Linked DNA regions of Homo sapiens: region 1 is linked to region 2. The links are chromatin contacts, found by Hi-C in ENCODE. All regions are on one chromosome and are shown on one strand. Each heading gives the region's core, a stretch centred on a gene start or an enhancer-like site at or near the end of the contact. The rest is flanking DNA. Distances are from core to core; before and after follow the strand shown. Region 1 holds the start of CHRNA7 (cholinergic receptor nicotinic alpha 7 subunit). Region 2 holds the start of OTUD7A (OTU deubiquitinase 7A).

The links. A loop is a pair of places that touch in the nucleus more often than their neighbours do. Pooled maps may share reads with other maps.
Region 1: a map of gastrocnemius medialis shows a loop between it and region 2 (11-fold over the local background). The contact joins the promoter of CHRNA7 here to the promoter of OTUD7A in region 2. A Hi-C loop is called at or near these places in 6 of 168 maps with a recorded cell type or tissue (Caco-2, ascending aorta, gastrocnemius medialis and 3 more), 14 of 37 single-sample maps with no recorded cell type and 24 of 50 pooled maps.

Annotation. Positions count from the first base shown.
Region 1 is chr15:32,029,265-32,034,535 of GRCh38, reverse strand. CHRNA7 (cholinergic receptor nicotinic alpha 7 subunit) reads right to left here and starts at 4,021. Exons shown (of 10, transcript NM_000746.6): 1 at 3,887-4,021; 2 at 3,499-3,638. The coding sequence starts at 3,941. It overlaps LOC124903441, which reads left to right and starts at 3,940. Exons shown (of 3, transcript XM_047433397.1): 1 at 3,940-3,979; 2 at 4,148-4,679. The coding sequence starts at 3,940. RefSeq lists an enhancer at 3,397-3,962.
Region 2 is chr15:31,869,189-31,874,701 of GRCh38, reverse strand. OTUD7A (OTU deubiquitinase 7A) reads left to right here and starts at 4,029. Exons shown (of 13, transcript NM_001382637.1): 1 at 4,029-4,195. RefSeq lists a silencer at 3,997-4,066.

The DNA.
Region 1 (5,271 bases), core at 2,772-5,271, 160 kb before region 2:
TGCAACCTTACTGTCCCCACACTCATCTAGCACCTCCTACCAAAGAAAAATCATAGCCTCCCCCTTGTAAGGTGTGCTTCTAGAGCATATAATTCTTACAAAAGGGTCTATAAAACTATCAGTAGTTTGGTCAGTACTATATTGGTCTTTTAGAATGTCTCAAAAAACATAGCATAAATTTTCTGAGAAGTCTTGCAGCAAAACCTGTAGTAAAGATCAACAGGTTGCCAGTGTCCCATAAAACACACCTTGTTGAAAGTGAGCTGTCCTCCACTGCACTTTCAGTCTTTCCTCAACCTGGAAAAGATTTCCTACTTTCAGTGGCAAACTCCTTCTCATCTTTAGAACTCTAACCACCATCTCTTTGAAGCCACTCTCAGCTGCTCTAGTTGAACACAATGTTTTCTAGCACTTTGTATAGATATTTATGTTAAATTTCATCACATGTAATTTTGGATTTACTTTTTAATCTCCCTAGCCAGCTCATGAGATCTCTGAAAGGAAAAATAATCCCTCATCTTTCTGTTAATTCTCAGAATTTGTCAAAGTCTACAACAGGAGCTCAATAGCATGTGTGGAATAAATTGATTAAAGAGTAAATGATCTTTCACAAAAATCAAATATGTAACATCATATGGTGTCTTCCTATCACTCCAGTCAGGAATCTCTGCTGACAAACAAAAGCAATCAATAACAATATTTGGGAGTAGGAAAACCAACTACTATGGTCTCTAGAACAGTCCAGTTAAAATGGGCAACAAATGTGTAAAGAGAATCTATACCAGCCAAGATTTTGCCACACGAAGCCTTTATGAGAACCATTGTGTCTCTGTCCAGAGCGCTGAGATTTCAGCTGGAGAGACCTGGCTCTGCTTCAAAAACCAGGCAGAGCCAAGTAAGGCTGGAATACAAATGTTTGCATATTTTGTTATGTCTGATAGAGACTTCGGCTTCATCCAGGATCTCAGGAAAGTCACATTAAATTAGTTACAATTCACCCAGTTTAAATAAATTAAATGACTTTGTTCTGCCGAAGTTACCAAGTCTAAAGGAAGCAGCAGATGAAAGACAAAGGACTTGTCCGATGTTGGTTTTCCTCATAGCCCTACCTCTAATCACAGAGTGACCTTGGGCATGTGACCACACCCTTCTAGGCATGGACTTCTTGACCTCTGAGTTGAGTAGTTACATAATTAAGATGGAGCAGACCTTCAGTGAATCACCAGTGTGGGCAAGCACTTTCTCTCATTTAATCCTCTCAAAACCCTCTGAAGCAGGTATTATTATTCTCATTTAACACATGAGAAAACAGAGCTTAGAAAGGTAAGTGAGTTTGTTCAAGGCCACTCCATGAACATAGCATTGCCTGGCTGGGAAGTTCAATGTGTTCACAGCCAATACCACGGCTAAGGTGAGAGATAAACTTTCTCCCGCCCCCTTCCCATGACCTCTGGCTGCTGACAGCCTTCTTCACATGCATTTCCTAAGGACACTGGAATGTCATTGACACAAAGTGCCAATGTGCTATTTTTGTAATTTTCTAACATGACAAAAGTTATTTTAAATGTTCATGTAGTATAACACTAACTTATGCCTAAACTTCTCCTAAGACTCAGAGCTCCTCATAATAACTTGGTTTCTTAAGAGTCTCTTAAAGAAGAAGTTCCCAGAAGAAAGCCTGCAGCTTCTCCGCGAGTGGTCTCTTCTCCAAAAGGTGCTGCCGCAGCCTTTGCAACCTCAGGAGCCTGTTCTACTGACTTCCTCCTGTTCCTCTACTGAGGGGCTACTACACCATCACCCCCATCCAGGCAATACAGGGTCACCCACTCCAAGAGAGACAGCTGTGGAGCAGACACAAACAGTGTGACAGCCTGGCTGGAGTTGACCCTGGACAAATGGGGGAAGAGGGGGCTACTGTCCCTTTCTCACCCTGTCACACACCACTTGCGGGGTGTGTTAGCTCTGCTGCCTGGTCCTTTTTCATGTGGTTTCTGCATGAAAATGACCATAATCACATATCTAGCTTTAAGGTCTCTTCAAGTTGTTTCCATATTCTTTAGTTGATCACAATGACTGACAGTGTGCATTTTATTAGCCGGAAAGCCAAGGCTCAAGATGCTTAAGAAACTTACCTAACAGCAGCCATCCAGAAACCAACACAGACAGAACCCACCGAAGATCCCAAGTACAAATCCTGAGCTCTTTAAAGCAACTGAGGAACTGCTCCATAAACAGCAACTTTTGCTGCTCTGCAACACATGAGACTGAACCTGCCTTCCCCTACAGCTCTTCTCATGATAACTTTTCCACATCATCACATATACATTCAATATTTTAAAGCATGATTCTGTCTGTAGGAGGAAGAACACATTTGAGGCGAGTGTAGCGTTGGAAAGGAGGCAATGTATGATGGCAATTTTAACTAGGTTAAGTGATATACCATTCATCAACATGATAGTGCGGGTAACTGTTTATTTGTAGGATTATGAAATATCACCTCTTACCTTTTTCCACTTTGCCAGGTAGCTCTTAGCACTATTTCTTTTTTAACCAGTAATTGTGGCTATTCTCTCACCTCTTTCCCATCATGCTCTCCCTCCCAATGAACATTATTATCCCTGTGCCCCACCCTGCCACACTCCAGGGTGCTCCACAATAGAATCCGATACTCCGTATAGACAAGACACCAAACCCACTTATAATGAATTAAACACTTGTGTGAAGTATTTGTATTGTATGGAGAATATACCATGAATATTGAATATCCAAAGCAGCATAGAGGAACAATAGGCAAGTTTACACAGATTGGCTAACTGAAGTGGGCACTAGCAAGGCTGCAAGGCAAGAGACCCACGGAACTGATGGCAGCTGCCTGGAGGGACAGACACATGTATTCCTGACGGGGAACCCTGAGTCCTCGGAGCAGGACTCCCAGTACCTGTCCTCACCAGGAAGGCAAAGCATGCCCATTCCTAAGATGGGGTCACAGTGAAAGTTCACAGCTGGCCCTCTTGCCCTCTGCCTGGATAGATTCGCCAGCTGCAAAGCTCAGGGCCAGGCCCCCACCAAAGAAGTTACATACCATAGGCGGCAGAAAAGTCTAGAAGTGGCTAAATTGACAATGCTGGAATGCAAGTCAACACTTACACCATAAGGGAGATTAAAAAGTGAACTTCACCTGTTCTTGCTACTGAGTCCCAGCTCAGGATGCTTGAGTTTCTAACCTGAGAGAAAGGTGGGACCCAAGTAACCATGCACAGGTGGCCAGGGTGATGGAATAAGCTTTACCAGGTCCCTCCTTGGCTGGAGGGGAAACCGAGAAATGAGACACTCAGGAGAGGGCAGGCTGGGGACAGACTCAGAGCATGGCCCTGCCTAGCTTGGGGCCAACTAGAGTGCCCCAGCCGAGCTCCACCGCCTGGCCGCCCGACGCTGTCTAAAAAGCCCCTCGGAGCCCAGGAAGGGGAGAGGGCAGCCCTGTAGCCAGGCGGGACTCACCACGTCCATGATCTGCAGGAGGCTCAGGGAGAAGTAGACGGTGAGTGGTTGCGAGTCATTGGCCACGGGCCTCTCCAAGGGATTGTAGTTCTTGACCAGCTCCTTGTAAAGCTTCCTCTGGAACTCGCCTTGCAGGGACACTTAAGGAGAGAAGACCCGGGCAGGGGGCTCAGGGCAGGCCGGCGGGGGTACCCCCGACTCCCTCCTGCCGGCGTCCCCCGCCGCCCACCCGGTGCAGCCCAGACAAGCAGCCCCCGCAGCGCCCCCGCTGCCCCTCCCCGGCGGCGGGGAGATCCCAAACCTGGCCCAGGCGCGGGGCGCACAGAGGCGCCCGGGATGTGCCCGGGATCCCACGGAGGAGTGGAGGGCGGGGAGGCAGTGGCTTTACCGTGCAGGAGCGACGCGGCCAGCGCCAGCCAGACGCCTCCCGGCGAGCAGCGCATGTTGAGTCCCGGAGCTGCAGCGAGCCGGCGCGCTCCACGTCTCGGCTGTCGCCCGGGCCTGCGCCTGCGGCCACAGAGGCACCTCGCCGCTCGGCTCGCGCGCCTTTAAGGAGCCGGGCGCGCGCCCCCGCCCCGCCCGCCCCCGCGCGCCTCTCCACGTGACGAGCCCCGCCCCCGCCCCCGTCCCCGCCCCCCCATCCCTCCAGCCCGGGCCAGCGTCTCGGCGGCCACCCAGGGAACTGCAGCCCGAGGTGTGAGCGGGAGGTACTCCCGGCGCTGGGTACGCTCCGGGCACCTCCACCCCCAGTCTCCACCGAGCGGGCTCTCGGCCTCGCGCCTCTGGCCAGGCCAGGGGCTGCCCAAGGCCAGGCTCTACCTCTCCCTTGCGTTCTTTGTCCCCACTCAGCCCGCTCCCGCTCTCAGCCAGAAGCTGCGCTGGGCACTCGGGAGAAAGCCGGGACAATTCTGGGGTCCAGTCTTCCCGGACTCCCTCCTCCACGCCAGCGACCGGGTGGCAGCTATAGGGAACCAGGCTTCGGAAGTCTTGCCAACCAGACAAAACAGACCCGAGGAAGCCCCCCTCCTCCCGCTTTCCGCGAGCCCCGGTTTGCTTTCCGCACCGTTTGCTGGGCGCCAGCAGCCAGACTCTCGGCTGGGATCTGAAGTGCTGGAGGCACCCTGTCGGGGAGGAGAGATGCCGCCAATGTGTGTGATGGGATTCCCAGTGGTTACCCTAATGTATGGCTCATTCTTTTTTAAAGGAGATTAAAAAAGATTGAAAAGTTAACTCCTAACTCTTTGCTGGAAGGACAGCCAGAACTTGGTGTTCTTATCTAGGCTCTTTTGAGCCAGCGCATTGGAAAGAGTAAATGAGGAGAGGCTCTGAGAGGTCCAGGGAGTGCGGAGAGTTCTTGATGTTGAAGAGGGGGCTTGATTTTGGAAAGAGGAAGGGAGGGAGGAAGGCGCCAAGGGGCGGCTTCCAGGGTGGCTGAAGCTCCATCCCATTTGCTCCCTTCTGCTGAGCACAGCAGCGCCCTGCGTCCGCGTAGGGGGCGCTGCCACCTTCTTTCCTGCAGCCCCCGGGCATCCGAGCTCCACCAGAGCAACTCCCGTGGACCACGCAGCGGCAATGCCTGGGTTTCTGAACTGCCGAAAACCACGGGATTCTTTTAAGACTCCAAGAACTAGGGAAAGGCTCACCAAAAGGTGACTGAGCTTGACTGTACCCCAGTAGCAGGAATGGGGGACTGAGCCCAACTATTTGATTTGGAAGAATAACGCAGTATATTGCCCTTGCCATGAAGTGTCTTAAATGTATTACTGTTAATGT
Region 2 (5,513 bases), core at 2,780-5,279:
CTCTACAAAAATTGCAAAGATTAGCTGGGCATGGTAAGCTACTCAGGGGGCTAAGCTGGGAGGATGGCTTGAACCCAGGAGGCAGAGGATGCAGTGAGCCGAGATGGCACCACCGCACTCCAGCCTAGGCAATAGAGCCAGACTTTGTCTTAAAAAAAAAGCAAAGCAAAGAAAAAAGAAACTCTAGAATGGCCACTAAAAAATTCTTTAAAAAGTATAATTGATACTCTTTAAGAGAAGATAAAATAGAACCACACAAAATGCTCAATTAAAATCGGAGAAGGCAGAAAAAGCCGCCACTGGCAACCAGTAGGAAACAGTTACAAATATGATTGATATTCATCCAAATAGATCAACAATTGTGTTAAATGTGAATGGTCTAAATACACCAATTAAAAGACACAGATTGCTAGAGTAGATAACAAAACAAGACCCCACTATATCTTGTTGACATTAAATATAAAGTATCTGTTTGGTTAAAAGTAAAGGGATGAAGAAAGATATACCATGTTAACCCTGATCAAAAGAAAACTGGAGTAGCTGCATTAATTTCAGATAAAAGGGACTTGAGAAAAAGGAAAATTATCAGGGATGTGAGGGGAGGGATAGGTAAGAAACTCATAATCATAAAGGGGCTAATTCTCCAAGAATACATAATAACCCTAAATATGCATGTGCCTAAGAATAAAATGTCAAAATAAGTGAGGAAAAAATGATAAACCTGAAAGAAAAAATGGTCCAATCCACTATCATAGGATACTTCAACATTTCTCTATCCATGATTGATAAGATCAGATAGGCAAAAAATCGGTGAGGATATAATTGACCTAAACAGCATTATCAACTTTATTTAATTGATATTTGTAGATCTAGCAATAGCACAATACACATTCTTCTCAAGCTGGCATGGAATAATCACCAACATTGGCCACATTCTGATCTATAAAACACACCTTATCAAATTAAAGAAAAATAGAAATTAAACAAAGTATGTCTTCATACCACAATGGAAGTAACCTAGAAATCAAGAACAGAATGATAGCTGGAAAGTCCCAAATTATTGGAAACTAAACAACACATTTTTAAAAAACATTTGGGTCAAAGAGGAATCTCAAGAATAACTAAAAACATTGATCTAAATAAAAATTAAAGTACAACTTTTCTAAATTTGTGGGATGCAGTAAAAGCGGGGATATTTATAGCAGTAAATGTATACATTTGAAAAGAAGAAAAATCTAAAATCAACAACCTAAATTGTCACCTTGGATAATAGAGAAAGAAGAGCAATTTAAGCCTAAAACAAGCAGAACAAAGAGGAATAATAAAAATTAGAGAATGAAATTGAAAATAGAAAACAATAGAAAAAAATCAACAAAACAAAGAAAAAGCTGAAAAGATGATTAAAATTAATAAACCTGTCCAGGTTAACCAAGAAAAAAAGACATTGGGCATAGTTTGCCAATATCAAAAAATGAAAGAGGCGTCATCTCTACTAATTTCATAGATGTTAAAAGAATAATAAAGGTTTATGATGAACAACTTTACACCCACAAGTTTGAATATTAGATAAAAAGGACCGATTCCTTGAATGATACAACTACATTTTACAGAAAAGCAAACAGATCACCTAATAGCTCTGTATCCACAAAGAATCAATAATTAATGAAGTCTCAAAAAAATCACCAGATTCAGATGGTTTCACCAGGGAATTTTACCAAACATTTATGGAAGAATTGATATAGGTTCTTTACAATTTCTTACAGAAAATACAAGTAAATATTACTTCTTAACTCATTTTATGAGGCCAGCATTACCGGCATACCAAAATAAATTAAAGACATTACAAAAAAGAAAACTATAGCCAAATATTTCTCATGAACATAGATGCAAAAGTCTTCAACAAAATATTAGCATATTGAATACAATGGTGTATAAAAACAATTATATACCATGCCCAAGTAGAATTTGACCCAAGTATGCAAGACCGGTTCCTTGAAAATCAATTGAAAATCAATGTAACCCATCATATCAACAAGCTAAAGAAAATAAAATCACATGACCGTATCAATAGATGCAGAAAACGAATTTGGCAAAATCCAACATTCATTCATGATAAAAACTCTGCAAACTAGGAATAGAGAGAACTTCCTAATCTTGATAAAGAAGAACTAAAAAAATCCTACTGCTAACATCATATTTAGTGGTAAGAAACTGGATACTTCCCCTAAATTCAGGACAGGACTGTTAAGAGAATGAAAAGACAAGCTTCCACTGGAAGAAAATACCTGCAAAACACGTATCAGATAAAGTACTTCTATCCAAAATACACAAAGAACTCTTAAAACTCAACCATAAGAAAACAACCTTTTTTTTTTAATGGGCAAAAGATGTGAACAAACATCTCACCAAAGAAGATATACAGGTGCATATGAAAAGTTGCTCCACATAATTTTTCAGTAGAAAATTGAAAATTAACAACGATATAGCACTATATGCCTACTAGAATGTCTAAAATTATAGATGATAGACGGATGGATGGATGGATGGACAGATAGATAGATAAAGATAGCCAATATCAAGTGCTGGTGAGGATGAAGGAAAGGGATTCATATTTGCTGACAGTTATAAAAATGCTATAGCCACTCTAGAAAACTGTTTGGTTCTTATAAAGTTAAACAAATTTACCATAAGATCTAGCAATTGCACTCCTAGATATTTAGTCAACTAATTTAAAAAATTTGTCCGTACAAAACGCTGCATGCAAATGTTTATAGAATGTTTATTCACAGTCGCCAAAAACTGGAAACCACGCAAATATTCTCCAGTGGGTGACTAAACAAAATGTGGTACAAATAATGAGACTCCCCTCAACAATAAAAAGGACTATTACTATACACAATAACATGGATGAATCTCCAAGGTATAATGATGAGGGAATAAAGTCAGTTTCAAAATGTTACATATTGCGTAATTCCATGTATACGACACACTCACAAAGACAAAACCGTAGCAATGGAGAACCTATCAGTGGTTACCAAAAGTTAGGGTTGGCGGGGGCGCTGTTATAAAAGGGCAGAACTAGGGAGCTCTTTATTGCGCTAGTGGTTACATGAATCCAAACAAGGGTTCAAGATCACAGGATTATATATCAAATAACCAATTTTACTGAATATCAATTTTAAAAGTCAAATAAATTATTAAACACTATTAAACATATACAATGTTTAAAGTCAAGCAAAAAGTCCTAAACTAAAAGTAAAATAATGATTGTTTAGAAGTACACCAGGATGGTATGGGTCATCTGCAATATAACGTCCTGTTTGGGATAAGGAAGCGTGACTACATCTACAGGGTGACGTGAGAAGGGCCCAGAGCAGCGAGCAGGTCTTGCCATCAGGGAGGGGAACCATCTGAAGGGGTGGCGTGAAAAAGTCTTTAGAGGAAGGCAAAAAATGGGAAAAGGTCAGAGAACCTTTTTGGGAGGTAAAAGGACCAGCTTTGGATTAGGCGTGATGCACAGGCCCCAGCGCAGGGCGTAGAAACTGCAGCCTGGACAGCCTGGGTGGGAGAAAGTTTGGGATGTTTAGGAAGGAAGGGTGCGCCAGCCAGGGGGAAGAAACGAGACAGGTGGCCGCAGATGGCGCGAGTCAGGCAGCAGGAAAAGGCAGGCTGTTTAAGCAGCCTTTTCCTGCAGTCCAGGCGGAGAGCGCAGAAGGAGCACCCCGAGGGGCAAGCATGGGAGAGCCGGAGCGGGCTCGCGGGCGCGCGGGCGCTGTACGTCCCCTCCTCGGCTCGCGGCCGCGAGCACGCGCTCTCCGTGCCCGGCCCCGGAGGGGCGGGGGCGGGGCACAGGCGCGGCGCGCGCACGTCCGCGCGGGGCGGGGGCGGGGCGCGAACGCGACCGGTGACGTCAGAGGAGGGCGCGCGCCCGGAGGCAGCAGGCGGAGCCGGGAGGCGGGCGTTGTGCGCGGCCGCGGGCGGAGCGGAGGGGCGCGAGGGGCGGAGCGGAGCGCGGGAGGAGGCGGGGGAGGAGAGGCCACCGGGACCGCGAGCGGCAGCTGGGGAGGGGGCCGCGGAGCCCGAGCGGGAGCAAAACAGCTGATCTGGTTTTCCTTTAAAGCGAGAGAAAATGGAAGTCGGGTAGCGGCGACTGCGGCGCTGCGGGCTGGCGGAGCGGAGCGGCGCGGCGCGGCAGGTAAGACGGCGCTGGCCGCGGTGCTGCCGGCGGGCGGCGGGGCCGGGCCCGCGGACCAGGCAGGTGCGCTCTCCGGGCGCGGGGCCGGCGCCGTCTCCTTCCCGAGCTCCGTGGCGAGGCAGGTGGGCGTTGAGGCCGGGCGACCGCGGGGCCGGGGCGCGGGGACGCGGGGGGCGCGGGCCCCGGCTGGGCTCGCCGGCGCGTCTGCATTGCGGGCTCCGCTCCGGACCCCGCGGGCTCCCGGGCCACCGGCTCCGGCCCGGCGTGGCGCGCCTCTCTCGGGCAGGGCGCGGCGCTACCGCTGGGTCGGGGCTGCTGCCTCCGCTCAGCCCTTTGGCTGTCCGCACTGGAACGTGATGCCAGGCGTGGGGCGACCGACCCCTCGGTCCGTGCGCGCGCGTCGGGGGTCCCGCGGCTCTTGCAGACGGCCGGGCAGGGCCCGGCCCCGAGCCGCGCGCGAGGCCGCTCGCCGGGCACCGGAGCTGTGACTGCGTGGGTCCCCGCGGCCCGGCGCACCGCCGTCCCGCTCGCTCTGCTGGGTCTCGCTGGACAGCAGGCAAACCATTAAGGCAATTTGGCTGTGAACCCAGAGGCCTTCCCTAGTATCTCCTCACTGGAGGGGAAAAAATTGCATCTGCGGTGCTTTAAGTGCTCCTTTAAATTTGGGAGATGTCAGTGATGTCATCATTAACTAAAACTTTCCTTCATTGGACACAACCGCTCAAGTGTACCCTCCTCCCTCCCGGTGAAGCTATTGCAGCCCTTTGAGAATCTCTGTAATAAAATGGATTTGCCTCTGCTCTGTAAACTCAGCTACCTCACACAAGTGCAAATGACTTTTATTTCTGTCTATTGGCTTGAGAATGTATAGATTTAAGAGTAGCTGAAGGGAAACTTGTGAGACCCCGATCAGGGAAACGCTTCATCCACAGCACAAGGATCCAGGGGAAAGTCATGTATGACATGCACATGGTTACCGCCAGGTGATACCTTTGTAAATGGAAGTGGGCTGTAAGAGGAACAATTTTTAAAAATATGATGAGGCAGATAATGTGTCCAGGAAAAGGTTGACAGCGGGGCCTAAATCTTTACAGGTCTTAATTGCTTCAGGAAAATCTGCAGGTGTCCTTCACCATCCTCCTCCTCCTCCTCCAGGGTGTGCCCGGAGAAGCCTGCCCTGGGCGAAGGCGGGGAGGCAGGTTCACTAGGGTCCTCCCAGCAGCCGTGTGTCCCACCAGCTTCAAAGGCCTCTTCAAGACCCAAAGAGGGTTCACGAGAACAGAGGTAGATCTGCACGGCACACTCAGTTCTGGATAAA